2 separate regions of the Homo sapiens genome follow, and region 1 is linked to region 2. A link is a contact called in ENCODE Hi-C or POLR2A ChIA-PET data. All regions are on one chromosome and are shown on one strand. Each heading gives the region's core, a stretch centred on a gene start or an enhancer-like site at or near the end of the contact. The rest is flanking DNA. Distances are from core to core; before and after follow the strand shown.

Evidence for each region. A loop is a pair of places that touch in the nucleus more often than their neighbours do. ChIA-PET counts read pairs that join two places held with the same protein, here RNA polymerase II (POLR2A).
Region 1: a map of GM12878 shows a loop between it and region 2 (3-fold over the local background). The contact joins two enhancer-like sites. A Hi-C loop is called at or near these places in 1 of 168 maps with a recorded cell type or tissue (GM12878). POLR2A ChIA-PET finds 5 or more read pairs at or near these places in 2 of 52 experiments (OCI-LY7 and T-cell).

Annotation. Positions count from the first base shown.
Region 1 is chr15:33,379,358-33,382,057 of GRCh38, forward strand. All of the region lies in intron 1 of RYR3 (ryanodine receptor 3), which reads left to right. Among named protein-coding and RNA genes, the nearest start is that of RYR3, 70 kb to the left of the region's middle. Within about 2 kb of position 1,299, at least 3 of the 41 ENCODE cell types and tissues checked have a DNase peak (open chromatin) inside an H3K27ac peak, as active enhancers do.
Region 2 is chr15:33,082,486-33,085,185 of GRCh38, forward strand. All of the region lies in intron 5 of FMN1 (formin 1), which reads right to left. Among named protein-coding and RNA genes, the nearest start is that of FMN1, 110 kb to the right of the region's middle. Within about 2 kb of position 1,251, at least 3 of the 41 ENCODE cell types and tissues checked have a DNase peak (open chromatin) inside an H3K27ac peak, as active enhancers do.

The DNA.
Region 1 (2,700 bases), core at 49-2,548, 300 kb after region 2:
GGGCCATGCTGGGGATTGGAACAAAATGGACATTGGAACTGGGCATTTGGTTACAGTTTAGTGCCTGTGAAAAAAATACTTTTTGTCATTGTTCTGTTTGCAAAGTTCAACTGACTTTGACTTGAACTGTCCTGCTACCCTCGATTTCATTACTCTTCAGTGTGTCTGTTTTTCACTCAACTGGAAGCAAATAATGGAATTAATAAGTCAAGAAGAATGGAACTGAGATTGAATCTGTGTTAGGGTTCTCCATAGGGACAGAACCAATAGGATATATTTATGTGTATGTGTGTGTGTGTGTGTGTGTCCCTCTCTCTCTCTCTCTCTCTCTATATATATATATATATATATGAATTTGTTAGAGAGAATTGGCTCATACGATTACAAGGTTAAGTCCTACAATAGGCGGTCTGCAAAATGGGGAAGAGAGAAGCCAGTAGTGGCTCAGTCCATGTTCGAAAGCCTCAAAACCAGGGAAGCCGAAAGTGCAGCCTTCAGTCTGTGAACGAAGGCCCCAGAGCCCCTGGCAAGCCCCCGGTGCAATTCCCAGAGTCCAAAGGCTGAAGAACCTGGAGTCTGATGTCCAAGGGCAGGAGGAGCTGAAGGAAGCAGCCAGCATTAGAGAAAGAAGGAAACCAGAAGATTCAGCAAGCAAGGTTATCCTACCTGCTTTGTTCTAGCCGCACTGGCAGCCGACTGGGTGATGCCCACCCACATTGAGAGTGGTCTTCCTCTCCCAGTTCACTGACTCAAATGTCAGTCTCCTCTGGCAACATCCTCACAAACACACCCAGAAACACTATTTTACCAGCCATCTAGGCCTCCTTCAATCCAATCAAGTTGACACCTAATATTAACCATCACAGAATCCTTGAACTCTGTCCGATTTCTAAATTGGTAACTCTAAGGTCCTTTATAAAGGGGCTCCCAGTGCCTCAGGCTTAGCAAAGGGGACTGACCAGAGGCCTGTTCTTGGAGGCAGGAGGTGGGACTGGGGATGGGGGATAGTTAGGTAAATGCCTATTACCCACTGCGAGGAAACCCTCACAGCATTCTATTTTAAGACATTTTCTGGCAGGGGACATTTATCTTTGAGTGACTTCTGAAGTTCTTTTAGCCATGGGAAGGCTGAACTAGAGATGGCTGAGCGATTAGCTACTAGGGTGATAAGCACTCTAGAATTTTCAAGGGAGAGGGCTAAATATAGCAAATTCCACAGGCTGCACTTAGTATCAATGCCAAGGGAGACAACTCATGTTACTTGGGCTTCATGCATCTTCCAAAGTACAGCCAGTCGCATTTGCACATGGCGCTAAGCCATGCCCTGGGTAGTGCTTTTCAGCTGGTGTGGGCTGTATGGTATTCCTCTGACAGACAGGACATTCGTTCAGAGCCCACGAAGCAGCACACGTACGTACACTTCAGCCAAGCCTTACACGGAGACCCAGAAATGTCTTTAGCTTGCAAAGCTCTCCTCGGTTCTTCTGATTTTGGTCAGTATCATGGCAATCAAGCCTTTATAGCCAACTATTTAATAAAACAAATATTTTAAAGAAGGACCTTATTCTTGGTTTATCACATCTGTGCTGTTCACTCATGATTTTGGTCTTAGGATGTATGTCCAAGCCTTCATCACCTCGAAGGATCAATAATCTCCTAAATTGTTTCCAATTTCCAGTCTTCTGTCTCCTATCTTTAGTCTATTAGATCAATTTTCCTAAACCTCTACTTTGAAAGCGTTCCCTGTTAACAGATCCACATAGGCTTGTTACTGCCGAGATGAAGGAGTCCAGGTTCCTCAGTTTGCTATCATCTGGTTCCGCCAATGTTTCCAACGCCTTCCTGCTCATCTTAGAACATTGGAGAGAAAAGTGATCTTAGAAATGCCCGAGACCCATATGTTACAGATAAAGAGGCAGATCCAGAGCAGTGAGGTGATTTGCTCGAGGTGACACCAGGAATTAGCAGCCGAACCCCTGGAAAGGAAGTGCTATGAGGTCAGGGATTTTTATTTTGCTTACTGCTGTGTCACCAGTGCCCCAAACAGCAGGTGCTCAATAAACACATATTGAATTAATTCATGAACCTTGAGCATCTCAGTTCAGCCTTCTTTCCATCTCCCTGCTGTCTGTCCTCCACTATCCTCTGCTGCCCCAGCCTGATGGCTCAGCATCCCTTCCTCCAGGTGTTTTTTCATAGCCTTCTTCCTGCCCTGACCACTCTTCTCAGTTTAATTTTTCCTTCAGGGCTCAATTCAGTCCTACCACTCCTTGAAATCATTTCTGACAGCCCCAATCTCAGCTTCCTCTCCTTTCATTGGCCTCTTGTGGTTCTGCAAGACGCATGGCTGACTTGCCCTATGCTGCCTTGTATTTATGTTTTACTCCAGGAGCACAGTCTGTTGCTCACCCACTTCAGCCTCCTCTGTCCTGCAGGTGCTCTGTTCATTAGTATGAGCACAACAGTGCTATGGAGCATGATGTTGATTTTCATTCAGACTCGCCCCATCTTCTTTTCAATCCTGTAAGCCTCTATTATTTCACTTAGTTATATGCCTCCATCTCCTGTCATGAGTGCAGGGGCAGTGGTAGGTATAACAGTTATTTCCAGAGCCCATATAGCATAGTGTAGCACAGGAATCAAGCGAGTTCAGAAGAGGGGTGTCAAAATTAGACTAGAATTTTAGTACTTTAAAAAGAT
Region 2 (2,700 bases), core at 1-2,500:
ATGTCTTTGTTTATAGACACATTACAAACTATTCTCCATGGTGAGCATTCCTCTCCAATGGTATCTTCAGGAAACTGCACTTGTTATAAGAATTTAGGCCCCAGTGCTTCTCTAGTCTCTGACTATATTCAGTTGCCTTTGATAAATCTGGTTGAAAGTGCCCTAGGACCTGAGATGCATGGCTAATGGTAGCTCCTAGTTCAGTGGAACATAAAAAACTGACTCTTCAGGCTAACTTCTTAATATTCATGTCCTAAATGGGCGCTCCGGGGTGACTGATAGATGCTACCCAAGGGCAATTCACACATTTGGATCTTGTTTCAAAAGTAATATCTAGGAGTGATAGAGTTAGTTAATAAAATATAGGATACCCAGTTAAATATGAATTTTAGATTAAAAAAAACCAAAAAATTTTGTAATATAGGCATGTCCCATACAATATTTGGAAACTTCATGGCCCAAAAGTGGAGCTGACAGAGCTTTGGGTTCAGTCTTTCCAGAGCTTTGTAGTTTGCCCATAATAGTCTACAGAATTTGCTTGACCAGGATTTGCAGGATAATTACCCAAACAGAGCTTCCCTACACAGCAGTCTAGCATCTACACCAAAGTACCAGTTGTGTGATATACTGATATAATGAGAAATACACTGTATATTTCGTCTTCATCTGGGTCCTGGACAGAACTTCTAAAACCCTCGTAACTTCTTAAGTGATAAGAGCCATAGAAGTAGTAATAATATTTGGATATACTCAAATATATTCAAATATATATAGAAGTTGTAATATTTGTTTTTTGTCCTCAGCTTCTGAAACAGCTCAGAAACAATATTGGTGAAAGGGGCATCTTTTGTTATTCAGAACAAGCCCCTTTCAACTACACTTGAACTTATGTTAATGAGGTGACTTTTAGAGGATGGGAGGCTGGTTGCCAAGGGAACCTTGTGATTAGGGTTGGCATTTTGCGTCCCAACAACTCACCTCCAGGAGGGTAGAGAGGCTAAAGGTTGAGCTAATCACCAATGTAATGAAATCTGCATAAAAACCCTACCCAAAGAAGTTCTGTCTCCACAGGGACAGACGCTCTTGTGCTCTGGACCCTTCCAGACCTCACCCTATGTATCTCTTGATCTGGCTATTCATTTGTATCCTTTAAAAATATCCTTTGTAATAAATTGGTAATGTCAGAGACGTTTGAACCACAGCGACTTCATCTTGAATAGGGGATGGGTAAAATAAGGCTGAGACCTGCTGGGCTGCATTCCTAGTAGATTAGGCATTCTTAGTCACAGGATAAAAAAGAAGGTTACCACAAGATACAGGTCACAAAGACCCTGCTGATACAGGATGTCATAAAGAAGCCAGCCAAAACCCACCAAAACCAAGATGGCTACAAAAGTGACCTCTGGTCATCCTCACGGCTCATTACATGCTAATTATAACGCATCAGCATGCTAAAAGACACTCCCAACAGTGCCATGACAGTTTGCAAATGCCATGGTCATGTTGGGAAGTTTGCTTATATGGTCTAAAAAGGGGAGGGACCCTCAATTCCAGGAAATCCCTGCCCCTTTCCTGGAAAACTCATGAATAATTCACCCCTTATTTAGCATACAATTAAGAAATAACTACAGGTATATTCAGTCAAGCAGCCCACACCACTGTGCTCTGCCTATGGAGTAGCTATTCTTTTATTCCTTTACTTTCTTAGTAAACCTGCTTTTACTTTATGGACTTGCCCCAAATTCTCTCTTGTGTAAGGTCCAAGAACCCTTTCTTGGGGTCTGGATCAAGACCCCTATCTGGTAACAGTAATAGTCAGTAAATTGTTTCCTTGGGTTGTACAAGTTATCCTAGCAAATTACTGAACCCGAAGAGGGGGTCATAGGAACCTATTTGTATCCAAGTTGGACAGAAGTTATGGGTAACCTGGGAACCCACTACTTGTGACTGGCATCTGAGGTGTGGCAGTTTTGTGGGACCGAATCCTTAACTTGTGGGATGTGGCTACAGTTCCAAGTAGATCGTGTCAATTGAATTGTGGGACATCTAGTTGGTGTCTACAGGCAATTGGGGAATTGCTTGTTATGAAAAACACGTACACTTGGGTCTCAGAATGTCAGAAGTGTTGTGAAGGTAAAGGAGGTTTTGTTTGTTTGTTTGTTTTCATTTAGTTTGTTAAATAGATGCCCCCAGAGTCTTCCTAGTGCTTGTCCTACACCAACCCCACCTCCTGCCATTCCCCAAGGAACCCCTGAGTCTTCTCATAGTTTAGTAACTAAAAGATGAATGCCCAGCTAAATGAGGGGACTTAGTAACAGCTGTAGCCTTAACACCAGTGTCCATCCTGACTCACGGATGCCAACTCCCACCAATTATTTCAAGTATGAGATGTTTTACCTTTCATCACGTACTAATGAGAGTCAGTGTAGCCACAGAAAAAGGCTTAAGAAAGTTAACATCCTGATTGTGACGCTGCAAGTCAGGTTTAAAACTGGAAGCACGGCAGTGCTGGTCCAATGTCTCAGGCTGATCAATATATTGCTTAGAGTCCAAAGCCCACCAGAGGAAAGGGGTTTTTGTGAGCTGCTAGTCATTAACAGCAGGCTATTTTTTTCTTCTTTTTTTACTTTTTGATTTCTGTAAGCTATTGGGAAACAGGTGCTGTTTGGTTACATGAGTTAAGTTCTTTAGTGGTGATTT